Linked DNA regions of Homo sapiens: all the other regions are linked to region 1. The links are chromatin loops, found by intact Hi-C in ENCODE. Cell type or tissue: mammary epithelial cell. All regions are shown on one strand. Region 1 has its middle 20 kb from the start of MIR3613. Region 2 has its middle 6.3 kb from the start of DLEU7-AS1. Region 3 has its middle 4.6 kb from the start of DLEU1-AS1. Region 4 overlaps EBPL (EBP like). Region 5 overlaps DLEU1 (deleted in lymphocytic leukemia 1).

The links. Hi-C counts contacts between places; a loop is a spot of excess contacts. Peaks named below come from ENCODE experiments on the same cell type or tissue, not always from the same donor. Only the 100,000 strongest peaks of a DNase experiment are listed, where the experiment ranks them.
Region 2: a loop joins it to region 1, with 8 times the contacts of the local background. A loop is called at or near these places in 72 of 110 quality-filtered maps.
Region 3: it touches region 1 in a loop (17-fold over the local background); 71 of 110 quality-filtered maps call a loop at or near these places.
Region 4: it touches region 1 in a loop (8-fold over the local background); 3 of 110 quality-filtered maps call a loop at or near these places.
Region 5: it touches region 1 in a loop (6-fold over the local background); 7 of 110 quality-filtered maps call a loop at or near these places.

What each region holds. Positions count from the first base shown.
Region 1 is chr13:49,974,942-49,978,941 of GRCh38, reverse strand. No RefSeq gene overlaps it. Among named protein-coding and RNA genes, the nearest start is that of MIR3613, 20 kb to the left of the region's middle. RefSeq lists a silencer at 1,955-2,249. In mammary epithelial cell, a CTCF peak has its summit at 2,097 (motif pointing left); DNase peaks (open chromatin) are centred at 2,121 and 2,441; H3K27ac peaks cover 448 bases.
Region 2 is chr13:50,799,543-50,803,542 of GRCh38, reverse strand. It overlaps a transcript of DLEU7 not described here. Among named protein-coding and RNA genes, the nearest start is that of DLEU7-AS1, 6.3 kb to the left of the region's middle. RefSeq lists enhancers at 2,078-2,177, 2,248-2,297. In mammary epithelial cell, a CTCF peak has its summit at 2,025 (motif pointing right); a DNase peak (open chromatin) is centred at 2,042.
Region 3 is chr13:50,530,098-50,534,097 of GRCh38, reverse strand. No RefSeq gene overlaps it. Among named protein-coding and RNA genes, the nearest start is that of DLEU1-AS1, 4.6 kb to the right of the region's middle. RefSeq lists an enhancer at 3,749-4,000. In mammary epithelial cell, a CTCF peak has its summit at 1,976 (motif pointing right); no DNase peak of the experiment used is centred here; H3K27ac peaks cover 367 bases.
Region 4 is chr13:49,667,650-49,671,649 of GRCh38, reverse strand. EBPL (EBP like) reads left to right here. Exons shown (of 4, transcript NM_032565.5): 2 at 1,804-1,873. Among named protein-coding and RNA genes, the nearest start is that of EBPL, 22 kb to the left of the region's middle. In mammary epithelial cell, a CTCF peak has its summit at 1,745 (motif pointing left); a DNase peak (open chromatin) is centred at 1,709.
Region 5 is chr13:50,374,693-50,378,692 of GRCh38, reverse strand. The region is part of intron 2 of DLEU1 (deleted in lymphocytic leukemia 1); the gene reads right to left. Among named protein-coding and RNA genes, the nearest start is that of DLEU1-AS1, 150 kb to the left of the region's middle. RefSeq lists an enhancer at 1-288. In mammary epithelial cell, a CTCF peak has its summit at 1,587 (motif pointing left); no DNase peak of the experiment used is centred here.

The DNA of each region.
Region 1 (4,000 bases):
AGACAACCTTGAATTTGAACTGGAGCTAGAAGGACTTCCTCCGAACGAATTTGCCCATAGATGACTCTCTGGTACATGGTCTCTGTTGTTCAACTTTCTCTATTCTGAAGTCTAGAAGACACCCTTGCTTCTGAAAGTGGGGCCTAAGAACCTGCAGCCTCACCAGGGAGCTTGGTAGAAATCCAGAATCTGAGGCAGGATTCTAGACTTATTGGATCAGATTCTGCATTTCAACAAGATTCCCCAGTGACCCCCAGGCATCTTCAAATTTGAGAGGCCAGGAAAGTGCTCAGGCCCTGCCCTTCCCTTCCCGTTGGCTGGGGAGAATTCCTGTAATTTGCCCTGTTTACGGGTCCTTAATCTCCAACTTCACTGTCCTCGCTTTCCAAAGAATCCTGAGTGGCTTCCTTCCAACACCTTATCTGTCTTCCCCCACGCCCCTGAAGCCAGGGCCTCTTTTCTTCAAGGCCACCCCCCAACTCATCTCAGGCTGAGGCTCCTCTCTTGAGGCCATATCCCATGGTAGCATTTCTTTGAGGGCTGCTTTTCTGCCGTTTTTCTCCCCAGGTAGGGCCTCTAAAACCGATGGAAGTGAAGTGCTACACCTCAGAGCTGCTTTAGCCCTTAGAGCTGGCCAGGGTCTGAGTGGGCCTCTCACAGGGCCACAGGACTGCCCTTTCCCCCAGCATGCCTAGAAGCTGAGACCACTCACACCACATGAACATGCTATCCTTGTTCCTCTTTCCTGCCAGCCTCAACACAACCAGAATACAGCCCAATAATGGCTGCCTACAAATGGGAGGCACCCAGGGAAGGGAGGGGGTGCTGATTAAGAACCAGCCTGGAGGAGGATCATGGTTTCTCTGAAACAAGAAGGAGGTGAGGGTTGATGCGGAAGGTATATTAGAAATGCTTCAAGCACTTGATGCTTTGAGGGTTTGGGGATTTGAGTTTGGGTTTGTTTTTTAAGCTTAACAATGTGAAAAAGATGTCAAATAACTTTTCTGAACTGTGGCAATCAGAGCCTTGTCCAGAATCATAACTTAATGGCTTTTTGGCTCTCAATTTGATGGTCAGTTTGGCTAACCAACACTTTTTAATTCTGTGTTATTTATTACTCAGTTGATCCCCCCCATAATATGTTAAAAGCCTACTTCCAACCTGTTAAAATGTACCCTTGGAGTGCTGTCCAGATTCACCATTAAAATAGTGTCTTTCCAGTCTTATGTATTTTATTCAGCAGTTACTACAGTACTTTTTTTTTTTTTTTTGACAGGATCTCATTCTGTTGCCCAGGCTGGAGTCCAGTGGTGTGATCACAGCTCACTGAAGCTTTGACCTCCTAGGCTCAAGCTATCTTCCTGCCTCAGGCTCCTGAGTAGCTGGGACTATAGGCACATGCCACTATACCTGGCTAATTTTTAATTTTTTGTAGAAACTGGGTCTCGCTATGTTGCCCAGGCTGGTCTCGAACTCCTGGGTTCAAGCATTCCTGACACTTTGGCCTCCCAAAGTGCTGGGATTACAGGCATGAGATGCCATGCCTGGCCATATTTTTATTTTTAAATCTTTCTATTTAAATAAGGAGAGGGAGAGAGAGAGAAAGCTCTAGGTGCATTTTTTCCAAATGGACACCTTGCCATGTTTTCAACACACATCTAAAGCCTGAATTGAGAGTATAATTTTTCTGTAGATACATCACCTTGAGGAATTTTATAAACTTCAGTTTCCTCATCTGAGAAATGAGGTAGTTGGATTAGATGAACTGGCTCATCAAGTGAGTATAAGGAGCCTTCCAAATTTAAGAATTATTAACATTTCCCGGAAGACTAACCAGGCAATTTTTCTTCTTTAGGTTTGACTTTCTGAGATGTCATGGCTTAGTATTCTTTAAGCAAATTCTGGAATGTTCTTGTCCCTTTGGAATAATTGTAATGTGGATTTGTTCTGTGCAACTGATGATATTCTAATGTGTTTGGGCAGGTTTAAGTCTAAATTTCCAAAGTCTCACACCTGTGGTTTTACCAAAAAGGTACTGCTCAAGGAAACCAGTGATGGGCAAAGGATGCATGGTATAGCTATGATGCAAGAGCGCCCTCTGCAGGCCATGCGAAGATGAGTCTCTTTCTTAAAGGGTAGCTTTTCCGCTCTTTGTGTAGAGTACAACCCTTCCCTTCCTCCTGTAGCATTCTCATCAAGAAACATTTGTTTAGTGCTTACCCTGAGCTAGGCACAGTGTGCTTAGGGCTGGGAACACAAAAATAAAAGCATCCTAGGCTTAAAGGATCTCACGGTCTAATGGGGTACATCCCAATCAGATCATTATAATGCAACCTGAGAGGTGTGTCACTGGAGCTGTGCCTCATGTCCCCATTAGTTTGCAATCACAAGTTGCACACAAGAGCCGAAATCAAACTGTACAGTACAATGCTTTTTTGTTAGGAGAGAAGGACTGGTGACTCACCCTAGCATTTTCTCTTTGCACAGAAACAGATGCCCTGCCCAGAAGCAACACGGCTAATGGGTGCCACCGTGGAGACCCAGGCAACCTGAGAGTAGTCCTGACAGCCAGACCTCCAGGGTGGAAATGGGAAGGTCTACAGAGAAAGGTCAGGATTTAACAGGGAAATGGAGGAGGGCAAGAATGGGGGTCAGGAGGTATCTACGCATTTTGATATGAAATTAAGAAGTTCATTTAAAATATACAACCAAGGCCCGTGACACTTTTTGTAACAAGATTCTAGCTTATCTTCCCACTAGATTTTGTTGGACTTTTTTCAAATTGTATCTGATTGTGTTTTTCAAACTAGGCCAGGAGGGCCCCTCAACTTCTAAAATACAAAAATTCTTTCTGCTCCTCTTTTCAAATCTTCTCAGATTCTGGACACACCCAGAAATTCCATGTGCCTTTTTACTCCCTTAATCCTGTTAACTTTTTGTCTCTTCTTAGCAATGACTTCCTTTCATTTTAGAGAAAGTTCTGCTGGTAACATACTGTATAAGCCAGGAGAGAAAAAGAACTTGAAAGAGGAACACATTTTTCTTCATTTTTTTTTTTTCAAAAAAGGTAAGGGAAAAAAATAAAGGAAGTGGAGAAATATACTACTCAGTACAGTTGTCAAACAAATTTCTTGGAACCATGGCCTACAAGAATACCTATCTTAACTGCATTGCACTAGAAACCACATTTTCATATTCCTTTTGTGATAATTCTAAGATAATGAATTAGATGTTAGCCATTGTTTTCCAGAATAGAATTTCTGGAGTTACTGGTAGTTCAGGGAATTTTAGTCACAAGATATATATTTTCTGTACCTTTGTGTGTGTGTATATGTGTGTATGCATATATACTTATATACATGCACATATATACACATACACACAAACATGCATGTGCTATAGCTTTTGAATGGAGATATATGTGTGTGTACACACACACACATTCATTCATTCATTTATATCATACAGCTTCTCTGAAGAGCAACAGGAGAAAAATGCAGGAAATATAAAGGCAACCTGGGGTCAGTCCTATGCAGTGAGCTCTTTGAGGTCTCCATCAGAAATAAAAGATTTCAGTCTTTTTTGGCTGGGCACAGTGGCTCACACCTGTAATCCTAACACCTTGGGAGGCCAAGGTGGGAGGATTAACAAAAAATACAAAAATTAGCCGGGGGTGGTGGTGGGAGCCTGTAGTCCCAGCTACTTGGGAGGCTAAGATGGTAGGATCACCTGAGCCAGGGAGATGGAGGCTGCGGTGAGCCATGATCGCACCACTGCACACCAGCCTGGGTGACAGAGTGAGACCCTGTCCTAAAAAAAAAAAAAAAAAAAAATCAATCTTTTCATAGTTATTCAAATTAAAACAACAAAATAGAGATGTGAAGACTTGGCTCAGGAAGATTCAGTCATCTCAACAGTCACTGTAAAGAACTGCCATCAGACTCCTTTTGACTCTAAATGGCAAAGGATACCAACACTGTTCTTCCTAGGAAGCTAATCT
Region 2 (4,000 bases), 820 kb before region 1:
CTGTGCATCACAATTGGAACTAGCCACATTTCAAGTGTTCAAGAGCCACATGGGGCTGGTGGCTACCATATTTGACACACTTTAATGGGTTAATTTTATTAATGTAGAATATTCTAATATAGAGAGAATTATATCAATAAGGAAATGTCTAACAACCTAATAAAAAAGGGCAAAGCATTATTAATTCACTAAAGTTGAGAGAATTTCAAGTTAAATTATCAGAAAATATTACTTCACATCAGATTGACAATGATCAACACATTCTATAACATGCTGAGTCCATGAGGAAGGGGAGAGTGAGTCGTTTCACACACTGATGGTTAAAGTATAAATTCGTACAATCTTAGTTGAGGGAAATTTGTCAATATCTATCAAAATGACAAATGCACATACCTTTGACCTAGCAATTCCAATTTGAGGAATGTTTCCTACAGATGTATTTGCAAATGTGTGAAATGATTTATGTACCAATGACCTGTTAGGCTATTGGTTATACATGTAAAAATCTGAAACTGCCTAAACGTTATCAATAGGGAACAGGTTAAATAAATTATGAAACATTACACAATGAAGTGCCGTGTGATAAAAACTAATAAGAAAATATATTATGTAATAATGTAGAAGCCTATTTAAGCTCTATTGTTATGTGGATAAAAAGACAAGGCACAGATAAGTATAAATAGCGTGGTCCCAACTGTGTAAAAAAGTACATGTACATGTATGATATACACATGTACAGACATATAAAACATATCTGGAAATATCCATATATAATTAGTAATTCAGGTCGCCTCCTGTGAGGAGAACTGGTTGTCTCAGTGACAGAGATAAGAGGGAGAGTTACTCTTTAGTGTATATCCTTTTGTGCCATCCAAGTTTAGTACCCCAAATATGTATGACCTATTCAAAATTAAATAAAATATTTAAATTAGTTTTTGAGGGCATTGAAACAAGAACAACCATGGAGAAAATTTTATTCAATTTTTGATATATATTGCATTTTCTTCATTTCTGCTTAATATTTCTCAACATAGCTGTTGACATAGGTACTGTCGCTTTCTAAATGAAGACACCAATATGAAGAACATGGGCTTGCTATCTAAGAATTTCATTTTTGGCTCCAGCTTTCTTGAGAGTCAGGAGCACTAATTAAATGGTTTTGCTTAGTTCTTTCTTTCTGACCTACTCTGTTTAGTGGAACCAAATGGGAGGTATTTCCAAATCATAATCTCTTTCACCAATTGCTCTCTTAACTTGATTGTACCTTCCTGGGTGGAGAAGCATCAGTTGGGTTTCTATTGAAATCAACAAGTGCCCAGTTCCTCAGAGGCCAGCCACTCTGGATTAAACTGCATCAGGCCTGTTCCCAGAAAACTAAACTAATGGGCTTGTGCCTTTTTTTTTTTTTTTTTTTTTTTTTTTAGTGTATAGAGGCTCCCTTGTTCATTTTGCCTTGTCTCTCTCCTGAAATCCTGGCTGGTTCCAAGTCCTGACTACCCCCATGAGGAGAATCACAGCCCACCTTTAGTGGCACTGATCCAAGCGGGCCTTCCTTGCCCACCTCCAGACAACTAAGGCATTGGCAACACAGCATCTGGCACAGATTCTCTGCAGGCAAGATTATTATACCAATTGAAAATGGGGTTACAATGGCCAATTGGAGTTTGAGGCATTTAAAAGGTAATAATAAATCTATTGGCAATTGAATAGTCATTAATAACACTACCATGGAAACAGATTGACATAGATTTCTCAGATTCTCATGAATTCAACTTTGAACTCCCTAACTTGGTGTAAACAAAATGATGTTGTGGTTTGTGGTGGTACAAGGGCGCGCTGAGGTCTCAATGTTGGATCAGAGTTTTCCAGAATCTACATATATGCTCCTTGGAAGGTAATTTAAAATCATGTAAAATCTCAACCAACAGTGCAGTGCAAGGTGCTGAGGGCTCCCTGTGCACCCCGTGAAAATGGCCAAGGCATTGAACGAAAGGGATTAGGTATTTCCATGCCAACCAGTGGAGGTCAGTGTTGAGTCGTCAATCTCTTGCCTTAACTGGATGCATTATGTTGCCACAGTAGACCGGTCTCTGCTCAGAAAAGGGATACTCAAAAATGAAAATGTGGGGCTGATGACACTTCGAAGTATGAACAACAGCTCCGTGCTGCTAAAGAATGGTCACCTGGAATAGCTGAAAACATCTGAAGCGACCTCAGGAAGGGTTGCTGCACTGGGAGCAGGTGGATGGAGGGGTGACGGTGTAGTTATGCAGCTTCAGCTACCGAGAGCTCACTTTGCCTTTCAAACCGACTCCCCTCCCAAATTCCTCTCCACTGAGAGGTACTGGGATCCAAGATGAGCATGTTGGTCTCTTTATTAGCTAAGCGAGTTTTGAAAAAGCAAGGAGAGGACAGCTAAAGTTGCTTCCCAAGAGTAAAGGGACCTTCTTGTAGACAACAACTTTTTCTGTAGAGTCACAATCCTCATTTCTATGAAATGTGAAAAGCCTCTTCAAACATTCATTCCAAATTGAGAGTCAGCCCCACTGCTGGCTTGCTAGTGGTCACTCTCAGAGTGGGCCTTCCTTATTAATCTCTAGATACTGTCCACATGGGGAAACATAAAGTGTGAGGGAAGAGCCTAGCACTGTATGCTGCAAAACTAACCACTAAAACACCAGGAAAACATAAGGAGACAGAAAAGTCCAAGAGGCCATTGAAATCTCTGTACTTTCTTCACCTCGCCTCTCTCTTCTCCCTAAGGGCTGCAAGCTTCCTCTCCATAATTCGAGGATTTAGGGTATAAAGCACCAAGCAGAGTATTTGTCCAAAGCAAATATTTAAGCTCCTGGACATTCATTCAGCACGATTATTTTGGTCTTCATCATGATTAACGTGATTTGGCTGGAGGGGAGGATGGGCAGAAGTTTTAATGTGCGGGAAAACCCCTGAGGTTCTATTTTTAGATGCTTATGTTCTTCCTCAAAGGGCAGCCTAGGAGGAGTGAAGGCAGCTCTGTTTGTTTAATGCCAGGGGGTATAGGTAGCAATTAGCAACTTAAAATTATCCTCAGTGAGGAGGCCCCTTCATTCCTCAGGGTGTGGTTCCTGTTCAAAGCTCAGATATACAAAGTGTATTTTTTGAAACTGAAGGGGAAGGGGTGCTTTCCCACTTTCTGAATTTGGTATTCTGTTTTACATTTTGTCGGTATTTTTGAATATTTTAAATCTATTTTTTACACTCAGTCAACCGGGCTGAGCATTAGCCATAGATAGGACTCTTCTGATACAAGTACTATGTGCTTTAACTTCCAGATGCCACCTCTGTCCTTTTCATACCATGAGCTTTTATTCTCTTTTGCCCTTTCTTACACTACTTTCTATTTGTCACACTCCTTTCTTTGTGCTTTCTTAATCTGCCACCCTCAGCAGAGGCATCGTACCCAAATGCTGAAATTCTATTTATTCTGCAAACTTAGTTCAAATGTCATCTCCTGCATGAAGCCTTCAATGCCCCTTGCCAATCTTTCTTCACAGGCAAAATTAATCATTCCCTTCTCCATACCCCCAGAGTTCTGTGTACAGTTTGATAGTGTCTACACACATATATGTGGACATCCAGTAGTTATGCAGCAAATCTTCAGCAACGCAGGACAGATAATCTAAAACTTCTACTGTTGCTATTGAGAGAATGAAGACAATGCAATACAGTTAGCAATCACAGAGTAAGACTCCAACATAAGCAGAGGAAAGAGAAGTATCTAAATAGAAAGTTGTAATTGCTGCCCACAAACAAGAGGGTCCTAATATAATACCACTCCCTTCCATAATAGTGAAGAGAGGAAAAGATATTTTGTAGCAGTCGTCTTGTAGAGTCCATTTTAAGGCAGCCCCACTAAGTTTCTGCATGTGCCCGAGACCTGCTACTACAGTAGCAACTAGGAATGGAAACTGCTGGTGCTACAGAAATGCTGTTATTAAAGGATCTAGAGTTTAGAATC
Region 3 (4,000 bases), 560 kb before region 1:
AGACCTAAATGTGAAAGCTAAAAGCATAAAACTCTTAGAAGAAATCACAGCTGTAAAATTTGTGACCTCAGATTTAGGCAATGGTTTGTTAGATACGACACCAAAAGACAAGCAAAAAAAGAAAAAAATAGATAAACTGGACTTTATCAAAATAAAAAACTTGTACTTCAAAAGATAATATAAAGAAGTGAAAAGCCAACCCACAGAATGGGAGAAAATATTTACAAATCATGTACTGTTAAAGGTCTAGGATCCAGAATATATTTAAAAACTATTACAACTCAACAATAAAAACATAAATTATCCAATTAAAACATAGGCACAGGATTTGAGTAGACATTTCTCTAAAGAAGATATACAAATATCTTGTATACACATGAAAAGATGCTTGATATTATTAGTCATTAGAGAATGCAAATCAAAACCATAATGAGATAACACTTCATATCTACTAGGATAGCTACAATAAAAGGCAACAATTAAGTATTAGTTTAAATAAGGAAAGACCAGAACTGTCATACAATGCTGGTGAAATATTAAAATGATAGTTACTTTGGAAAACAGTTGGGCAGTTTCTAAACATAAAGTTACAATCTAATTCAGCAATTTTATCCCTAAGTATCTACCCAGGAGAATTAAAAACATATAACAAAAACTTACAAGTAAATATTCCTAACAGCGTTAATTATTATAGCCTAAAAGTGAAAACAACCCAAAGATTTATTAATTGATGAACAGATAAACAAAATATAGTATATTAAAACCATGTAATATTATTCAATCATAAAAGAAATGAAGTTCTGGTATATGCCATGACGTGGATAAATCTTGAAAACATGTCTAAAGTAGGCAAATCCATTGTAGAGGCAGAAGTAAACTTCCTTTCTGCCCTTTCTGAAGGTTCACTGAAATAAAGTGACAATAGACAGATTAACATGAGAAAAAGTTTACACATTAATTAATATGCATAATCATGGGAGCCATACAAAACATGAGACTCAAAAAAGGGCCATATGGTTAAGGTTTAAATGTCCTCCTCATAGGGGAGAGAAAACTTGGGAGCTGTAACAAATTTTAGAAGGGTAGTAAGTGATTTTCAGAGGAAATGAATGCACCCAGGAGGCAAATATTATTTTGTAAATAATTATCTTAGGAAACTGAATGGGACTGGCAAGTTAAGGGAAGGAGAGGGGTGGAACTGCCTTGTGAACAAAGGTTGTCTTAGTATGTAGAAAAAGTCTCCTAGGTAATCTCTCCAACCTGCCCTCAAAAGAATAGATGAAAAGTCTAACTGCATGTAGTGATGACTTTTATAGTCTTTTCTTCTCTCAGGTGGGTAATCTTTCTGGATTATTTCATGAGATTCCTGGAGAGTGAGTCTTCAGACAATTGCATGTCTTTTGAGAAGTTTCCTTAGTTAGATAAGGAAATTCCAGACAGAGTCCCTCCTTGCTCTTGGAGTCAGGGGAGAAGAAACAAAAGAGGGTTAAAATGTTTTGGGTTCTGAGACAGCTTCTAAGGTACTCCATCTTCATTTAATTCAAAGTGTTCAGTATGCCAAAGCACCATTGTGTGGGGTATCATTTTCTTAGACCCAACACCATAAATACTAAGAGTAGTTTAGTGGTTACCAGGGATGGCGGAAAGAAGTAATCAAGGGTTACTGATAATGAGCATAGGTTTTCTTTTGGGGGTGACAGAAATATTCTGGTATTAGATCATGGTGACATTTGCACAACTCTGTGAATATACTTAAAAGCCACTGAATTGTACCCTTTAAACGGACGACTAGTGTATGTCAGTTATATCTCAATTAAAAACAAAGTCTAGAACTTGACATATCATTCCAAATACTCAAATTAGACGAGTCTGCTTCTAAGGTAAATAAGTGGAAAGTGGTCACAAGATAAGAACAGAGGCTATTAGGAGATGAGGAAAATCAGGAATGAGAAGTAGGAAGCCAACTCTTCATAATTTTTTAGGTGAGCAGCAGAGGGAGCCCTTGATAGCAAAGAAAATTACAAAACTAATGTTTATACTTCTGATCATAAAGTTAATACAGCCTTTTTACAGAAAATTTGAAAAAGTGCCACATAAAGGTAATAAAAACCCACTAATCATTCCACCATCCTAAGAACCACTATTAACATTTCATCGACACAAATCCTTCCAGTCTTTTTTCTGTATGTGTACATATATGCATGTACGTACATATATAGCCAAGCCCACCCACAGCTCTCCTGTACATGCAACTTTGCCGTTACATTTTTCACTTCATGTTACCTTTTATATTTTTTCTAAAGCCTTAAATATTCCTGAGAATGTGGTTTGCCATGCCTACAGATGAGCTGTCAGTAATTAAACCTATTTTTAGAATTTTTCAGTCACAAGTAACCCTGCAATAAACATCCTTATACCTAAATCCTTGTATTTCCTAAAAATATATCCGAAGTAAGGATAGATTCCTTAAGAAGGAATTATTAGGTCAAATATTGTTTACAGCTTTAAGTCTTTGAATACATACATATTGCCAACATTTCTAACCAGAAAATTTAAAAGATTGTTATACTTCCACCAGCAGTGGATGAGATTTTCCTTTATCTTGAACTTTTACCCAACTATGTAATTATCAAAGTTTTTTGAAATTTAAAATATTTGCTAATTTAATGGACAGAAATTTGTGTCTTTTAAAATTATTTTTAAATAAATAGTGAGCCTGAAATTTTTTCATGATTTATTGTCTAATTTTTTTCTGCTCGTACAAATTCCTTTTTTGTGAATATTGAAAATTTTTCTGCTTAGGATATTTATCTTCTAATCATTGACTTCGGAAGCTCTTCACATATTAACCATGTTAACCTTTGTCTTCTATTTTGCCCTTTTTTCAAGTTATTCTTTGCCTTATGTTTCTTTATCATGAGTTTTGATGTATATGTTTATAATTTTTATGTAAAAACATTCTGTTTTCTCTTTTATAGATTCTTCCTCTACCTTTTTGTTTAAAAAGTGCTTCCATACATTGAGAGTTGATAGATACTTATCATAATTTCTTTTACTCATTTGTGTTTTCATATTTTAAAATTTATTTAATTCATCCAGAATTTATTTAGGGATATGATTTGGGTCTCCTCCTTCCCTTAAAAACTGAATTAATTTCCCCAGCACTATTCACTGGCATAATCTTTCATTTCCTTCCCTAATTTGAAGTGTCTTCATCAAATACTAAATTCTTATATGTATTTGAGTGTGTTTGGGGACTCTATTCTCTTCTCTCTGTCTAGTTGTATACCAATATCATGTTATTAAAGCTTTATAACAGGTTTTTAACACCTGAAGTACAGTTTACCTTATTTGTTTATAAATCTTTCTTGGTTATTTTTATCCACAAATTATTCTAGATAAACCTTACAGTCACATTTTCATTCAAAAATATTCCAATTGGGATTTTGATTAGAATCATATTGGACCTAACCATCAATTTGAGGAACAGTGACATCATCCAATAATATAAAATATGTCTCAATTTATTCAAGCCTGATTTCATATTAACTAAAGTTTTACAACTAAATTGATAGAAGCCCTATATAAACAAACAAGTTTGTTTCCAGGTTTTATTGTTCTTATTCTTGCTTGTTTTGCTTTGTTTTTCCCCTGTTGTAAAAGAGCTCTTTTCCCTCTTTACGATTATTATCTGATTATGGATATTTTTTATATTTTGTAACCAGGTATCATAATGAAGCATTAGTTGTAATAGTTGATTTCTTAGGTTTTCCTAAATAGGTTATCCTTAAGAATTTAGAAATTCTCTACATAGTCATGACTTTGGGGTCTCAAAACCAATTCAACTTTTGGAATTACAGCTTTTATGCTTCATAAGCATAACTTCTTTTTCTAAATAAAATTGAAAATTAAGTGTGTAAAGTGACCAACTAAAAAGAACAAACAACTCTAAAACATACAGATTCCACTCCTCCACTTGGCTCTTAAAGGGTTAATTAAT
Region 4 (4,000 bases), 310 kb after region 1:
AGCCCAGTGGATGTGCTTTGTGTAGAAAGTTCTCAGGCCAGAGCAAGGAAGTGGTATGGATTTCACCCTATGGCTCTGCTAAAAATAAAAAATTGGCTGGTAAAAATAAAGTGTTGCAAAGTAAGTGGACTGGGGAGTACTTATTTGTTAAAAACACAGCTATTTTTCTCATATGATTTTTTTAATGTCCTTTAAGGGATATGATTTTTGGAGCCTGGCACGGTGACTCACACCTGTAATCCCAGCACTTTGGGAGGCCGAGGTGGGGAAATCACTTGAGGCCAGGAGTTTAAGACCAGCCTGGCCCACATGGTGAAATCCCATCTCTACTAAAAATAACAAAAATTAGCTGAATGTGGTGTCACACGCCTGTGGTCCCAGCTACTTGAGAGTCTGAGGCACTGGAATCGCTTGAACCCGGGAGGCGTAGGTTGCAGTGAGCTGAGGTTGCACCACCACACTCCAGCCTATCTTCAGCTTCAGAGTGAGACTATCTCAGAAAAAGAAAACAAAGGATACTTCATTTGCAGCATTATCCTTAAATGACACAGGAGTCAGGATACGGGATCCCTAAGGAAAGAAATTGTGGCCCATTACAGTGAACGCTGTTTCCATAATCACAACATTGTAAATGCTGTTAATTGGCTTTTTCAGCTTTTAGAATCCAGTTACAGATAAAACAGGGAAAACAAATATGTTTAGAGAACAAGAAAGGACATGTAATCAGTCTCAACAATGCACAAGCAAACTGGACAGAAATTGAGAGTTGGGAACAGGGTGCGGGGAGCCTGGTAGAGGCTGTCATACTCTTTCGTGGTTTAGAAGCCCAGAGACTGCACAAAATTGATGAGTGAGTGAGCTGAGGTTTTCAGTTTTTTTACTTAAGTTACAAATTTGTGTAAGTAATAGAATAATATATCAGAAACTCGAAGGACTGGAAACGGGAGAGGAAGGAGTATCAATCAAACAATAGCTTTTCCTGCTAGTAGTCGAAGGAAATAGCAGTGTAAGTATATTATGAAATCACCGCGGGAACTGCAAAGAGATGTGATTGAGAGTGGTGACCTCTGGGGTGGCAGGACCCAGTTTTAATGTCATACAAATGATTGTTTAAAAGGAATGAGAAAAAAGTTTTATTGACCAGCAGCAAAATTTGTTCAAAGGAGCAACATGACAATTACATATCCCAGTGGCTTCTAGCTGTTTAGTTTTAGAAATCTTAGGCAAAGAAGCACTTCAGTGATGGGAAAATACTAACTGTAATTGCAGATATTTTATTACCTGAATGTTAAATGTAGCCTGTAACTGTTTTAAATCTTCCTAAACTTGCCCTTATATAGGAGAAGGGGGGAGGATTGCTCAATGCTGGTATAAACTTGATTGCCTTTCTCTTTAAGATCTTAGATTTTTTTGAGTTAAAAAAAAGTGAACTTCTGTGGGGTTCTCCGCAAAGACTTAAGATCCCTGGAATAATCTAGAGCTTACTCTATTTAATACAGTAGTTAAACTCTTATGCAAAAATTTCACTTTTTCCACATAAGAACACATCTCTGCTTTTACAGTGCCAATCATTGAAAAACAACATTAATTGTACATTAGGGTGAGACATACCCATTTCCAAGGTCCAGGTAACCAGGTCCCAAGATTGTATCCCACAAGGTTGTATGGATGTTTCCAGGCTGTGGCCAGGATGTGAGCCATGGAGAAGGGTGGGGGATGGAGCCAGGCAATGCCATGTGTCTACAGTGCCATCCTGTGGTTGTGATGCTGTATTAGAGCATGTCTTCATTTTCTCCTCTCTAGGAAGGCCCTTTTGTCTACTTGTCTTTAGTAGGAAACGTTGCAAATTCCGATGGCTTGATTGCTTCTTTATGTAAGTAATTAAAAACGTTTGCGTTTGAAATGTTGGAGGAGGTTTATTGCAAGTGTGACTGTCAAACGCCTCTATTATATACTGTATGACTTCATTTATATGAAATGTCCAGAATAGGTGAGTCTGTAGAGATACTGTAGATTACTGGTTGCGTGGGAATGAGGGTAGGGGTGGGGGTGTTGGGGGGAAATGAGGAGTGACTGCTAATGGGCACGGATTTCTTTTTGGGGTAATGAAATGTTCTAAAATTAGATTGTGGTGATTCAAACCTGTGATTCTACTAAAACCAATTATTTAAATAGGTAGATTGTGTGGCATGTGAATTACATCTTAATAAAGCTATTATATTAAACAATATTTGAGCCTGGGCAACATAGCAAGACCCTATCTTTAAAAAAAGTTTTTTAAATGAGCCAGGTGTGGTGGTGCACACCTGTAGTCCCAGCTACTCAGGAGGCTGAGGCGGGAGAATCTTTTGAGCCCAGGAGTTCAAGGCTGCATTGAGTCACAGTTGCACCACTGCACTCCAGCCCGGGCGACAGAGCAAGAGTCCATCTCTAAAAAACAATACATAAAATAAAAAATGTTGGTAGTGAATGGCCGGGCATGGTGGCTCACGCCTGTAATCCCAGCACTTTGGGAGGCTGAGGCAGGTAGATCACCAGGTCAGGAGATGGAGACTATCCTGGCTAACACGGTGAAATCCTGTCTGTGCTAAAAATATAAAAAATTGGCTGGGCGTGGTGGCGGGCCCCTGTAGTCCCAGGTACTTGGGAGGCTGAGGCAAGAGAATGGCGTGAACCCAGGAGGTGGAGCTTGCAGTGAGCCGAGATCACGCCACTGCACTCCAGTCTGGGTGACAGAGCAAGACTCCCTCTCAAAAAAAAAAAAAAAATGTTGGTAGTGAGTGCAGATGGAAGAGCTTGTGGGGTTTAAACTGGGTGGTTTTCCCATACTTTTAATATCAACTTTCTTTTTATTGTACATATATATTTGTGGTCTTGTAGATCCTTTCCAAAAGTCTTCATGCTCATTGTCAGTCAATATTCAATTAGCATTGATATTCTACCATGTACTGTGTCAATACCAACAGGTATTTTTTTTTACCACTTTATAAAACTGCCTTTCTCAGGATAACTGCTTTCAGGTTTTGCTTCTGAAACTTTGCATCATTTATCTCATTTCTTTTTTTTCTTTTTTTTTTCAGGCGAGTCTCGCTCTGTCCCCCAGGCTGGAGCACAGTGGCACCATCTCGGCTCACTGCAAGCTCCGCCTCCCAGGTTCACGCCATTCTCCTGCCTCAGCCTCCCGAGTAGCTGGGACTACAGGCGCCCGCCACCACGCCTAGCTAATTTTTTTGTATTTTTAGTAGAGACGGGGTTTCACCATGTTAGCCAGGATGGTCTCGATCTCCTGACCTCGTGATCTGCCCACCTCGGCCTCCCAAAGTGCTGGGGTTATAGGCATGAGCCACCGCGCCTGGCCCATATATCTCATTTCTTTGTGACTCTAAAATCATCTCCAGCTAGGATCTGTGTGGGGGACTCCTGTTTACCACTAGTGTTAGGAAACATCTAGAGAATTGAGTAGGCTCATTAGTACTTCCCAAAGGAAAAGGTGTCATCTTTGATGCCTCAAGTCCTAGCCAAGGAGTTTGAGCCCCCTTGACCAGAGTAGAGCCACTTCAGATCCAGGGCTCAGCTGAATGCAGCTATGCACTTTTGATTGGCTGCATTAAACTCTGCCTGGGGATTGCTGGTGAAGCCCAGAGGCTGACGGACCCCAGCCTGAGTCATGGCTCCTCCCTGCTGAGTGTCCTCTTCTCCCCTTTGCCAGATGCCATGCTGACACCTCCTCCCCTGGCTGCCCTGCCTGGCATGAGAGAAAGCAAACAGCCCAGATTTGGCTCAATCCCATGAAATGCAAATGTCTAACACAGGCTTTCTCTATCATCTTCACGTTTACATTATGCACCTTAAAGAAGTGAAAACTAGCTGGGTGCAGTGGCACGAGCCTGGAGCCCCAGCTACTTGGGAGGCTGAGGCAGGAGGATTATTTGAGCCCAGGAGTTTGAATTTAGCCAGGGCAACACAGTAAGACCGTATTTCTAAAAACCAAAACGCAGTA
Region 5 (4,000 bases), 400 kb before region 1:
AATAGCATTTGTGGTAACTATCTTTGATCGTTGACTAGGGCCACAGGTGGTTGGCCCTAGCTAGTGTATCAGGAGTGTAATCTGAGTTGTCTCTAAACACATCACAGCAATGACAGATTATACCAATCAGAAGCAACCGTGTAATACCAAGCTGTAAACTGCAGACATTCTTTGGGTTTACGCTCTTAATTTACTTGCCACGAATGGGCTCCTTGAACTTTGTAGGTCTTTCATTTTCCAAAGGAAGCACATCTTCCGGGGCTTGAGTTTAATTCGATGCTACTGCTGCCAAAGCCACATGGGATGCAAATGAAACTGGGTTCACCTTTCTCCCCCTGCACTGCTCACTAGGCAGTTCAATAGATCCATTGGCAAAAAAAAAAAAAAAAAAGAAAAGAAAAAACAGAAAATTGCAGTGGTATTCTGAGACAAAGCAGCCAGAGCCAGCACTGAAAATTATAGAACTAGTAATCTCATTGCAAAGCATTAAAAAGCTTAGAGAGAAGGCTAATGCTCTGAAATCAAAAGGGTGGGACAATCAACACTAAAATCCAGAAGGTTCTACAGGACAGGGGAAAAGCCCAAAAAGAAGCTATAGAAAACAAAGCTTGTCTACGAGAGGCTGCTGGATTGATATGTAAATTAGCCTAGACCTTTTGAAGAGTAATTTCCATAAGTATTCTAATCCTTAAAACCGTGCATATGCTGTGACCTGACAATTCCCCTTCTAGGACTTTATCCTGAGAGATAATTACAAATGTGTGCAAATATTTACCTTCAAGGTGATTTACCACAGAACTGATTACAGTAGCAAAAAATAAATAAACAGCCAAAATGTTCAACCATTGAGAATTCATTGAACTTTGGACATACAACAAAATATGACATAATAATTAAATATGTTGTGATAAAAAGAAAAAGATATTTACAATAATTAGGTTAAAAAAATAGAAAACAGTGTATGTGGTGTGCACCCATTCTTGCAATTCGAAAACAGAGAAAGAGCCCTTCACAGATATATACCAAAATTTAACAGTGACTGAGTGAGGGTAACTATAGGTATTTTTATTGTCTGCTTTGTACTTCATTGGGTTTTCAATTTGTCATGTACTATTTTTGCAGAGAAAAAAAGTTATTATAAAAAAATCCTTAAGAATAAACCAGAAGCATTCATTAGACTTTTTTAGCTACAAGGTACAAAGTCCTCAAGCTACTTCAAATTATGATAGAATGTATTACAAGAATGCATTGGGTAATGAGTAAGTTTAGAAGTGGAAGTCACTGGAAATAAAAACAGGAATGTCTTGGGGCAATCAGGAAGGTGCACAGCCCAACCTAGCAAAAGACAACTGGAAGGTCCTAGAGTTGATCTAGGAATAAGGTTACCTCTTTGCCCCTCTGGTGCAGGCAGTCCATCCACCTCTCCTCTGTAACTTGGATTTCCTGTCTCCCATCCACAGCTCCTGACACAGCCTATCAGCCACCCTGCCTCCCACTCTGCTTTTCTCTTTCATCTCTCAAGGCTTCCACCTATACCTGACTGATTTCCTCGGAAATCCTCAGGGACCCTGCTGCCTCCCAGTGGCCTCTATGTGTTGTCTGCTAATTGACTGGTCCTGTCCTTGATTGGCAGTTGTGGCCAGTCCATGATCTGGCCAGCCTGGAATCCAGTGCCCACTCCCATCACCAGCCATGATGAGGGGAAAAGTCCAACTATGGCTGCCTATGAGCAGTAGCTTGTTAACTGAGTAGTTTTCCTTGGTAGAAAACTGAGGGTGTCAAGACCTCACAACTGACCTGCCAGTAGGCCAGTACCAATATTTCAAACACTGTATGTCCGGAACACTGTTTCTACATTAATGAAATCTGCTTAATTTTGTTCAAAGTAAAGTTTCACAAAGTTATGTGGGCACAGAATCCTTTTACTTTTTCCAAAACACCTGCTGTACTAATACCAGGTACCAAGTTTAAGAATTGCTGCTACAGAGTAAACTGTCATCACAGAAAAAACAATTAACAATGATATTTGTTCCATTTTTCTATGCCTGTATTCTCTGCATAAGTCATTTGGTTAAGATCCTCCGTCTTCTTCAGAGGAATTAAAATATTTTACCATGAAAATATATGGCAAGCCTAGATTCATTCTTACTATAAAAATGAAGAGTTATTAAATATATTAGTAAAATAAGAGCAGCTTTCAGTTACTAAGGTCCTCTTGGGGATATAGAACTTCTAAATTAAAGAAATAAATAATCAGACTTAGAAACGAACTTGTAAACAGAATGTAGTTCATGAGTTTGTTGGCTTTTCTCCCCTGTGGATGGTTCATAACATAATTTAAAAGGGGAGAAGTTGAAGAGTTGAAGCCTTATTTAAAAAAAAAAAGAAAAGAAAAGAAAAGAAAAGAAAGAAAGAAAAGGCAGAGCCAAAAGCAAGGAAAGGGAGAAAGTAGAGATCTAGAACAATGTGAGACTGTGGCTAATAGGTCTGCAGTCGGAAAGGAATCAGAGAAATGGGGCCCAGGAAGTGGAGGTATGAGTAGCAGTTCATTTGGATACAATTCGGAGGTGGCTGGTAGCTGGCTGCTTTGTGTTTTGCATGTGTCTATATTGTTGCTGCTGCTGCCGCTGCTGTTGTTGTTGTTTTTCATGCCAGTTCACCGTGACTTTGGTCTGGATTCTGTGCTGATCCAACTCAAATCCCTCTGACTCAGCCAGGCTGCCAGCTCTAGAATTCCTGGTCATCAGAATCATTGTGGTTAGAATACTTGGGTCTTGCTGAGAAAAAAGGGCACAGAAATCTAAGACAAGTGAGATGCGTGCTGCTTGTTTTACTATTTTTGTTTTAGTTTTGGTTTTTATCTCTTTAATAAGAGGACTGCTATTCATACACAATCAGATGAAGCTTAAAGAGTCTGTCCAGTAACCAAACCAGATGAGAGATGACCACTCACATCATTTGTTATATGCAAGGATATTAAGGTCAAAGCCCTGTGTAGGAGAGGGAGAAAAGAGGGATGGAGGAAGGGAAGGGAAGGGGAGGGGAGGGGAGGGGAGGGGAGAGGAAAAAGAGAGAGAGAGAGAAAAGAAAAGAAAGAAAGAAAAGAAAAGAAAGGAAGGAAGGAAGGAAAGAAGGAAGGGGGAAAGGAGGGAGACAGCCAGGCAGACAGGAGTAGGGGTGGGGGGTTAAGGAAAAAAGGAGAGAAAAGGAAAGAAGAAATGGAAAAGAAATATACATCAACCCAAAATAATTCCAATGCTGATAATAATATTATAATTATAATATCTGAATACTTTTACCTATAAAAACAAAAACCTAGTAACAATAGCCACTGTTATTACATGCTTAGTATACACCAGCAGTGTGCACAATTTATCCATTATGGCATTTTATTCTCAGGACACCTCTTTGAGACAGACACTGGTACACCATCCCTCATTTGCAATTCAGAAATCTAAAATCTCTGAAAACTGAACATTTTTTCATAAGTCTAAAGCAAAATTACTTGGCAGCAAAACCTAACAAACTAACATGAGGCTACTTATAGTCTTTACTTAACTCATTTGGTGCACATTTCACTACAGAAAAATTAATGTGTTTCATTAAGGGATATTGCCCTCCAATGCCTCTGAGTGTTCTATATAATAAATGACAATATGTACTTTATTATCTTTCTGTAATACTAAAAGTTCTGAATTCTGAAACTCATCTGGTTTCAAGAGTTTAGGATAAGGGATTGTTTCTGCCTATTTTACAGATAAGGAAACTGAGACCAGTTCTGTTTGTCTTCATTGATGTATTTACCTTGGAATTTTGGTTTGTATCTTTGGGACTTCGCCTTTTTGGTGATGGCTTAAAATTTTTTTCTCCACACTATCTCCTTTCACTTATGCACTGATGATATTTTAGCAAGTTCTCTGAGAGAAAAGTTTTTTAAAATCTCTTTTTTCCCCCAACATGGAAAATGCTGACATCCTCAAAAATTTTCCTTGAACCCAAG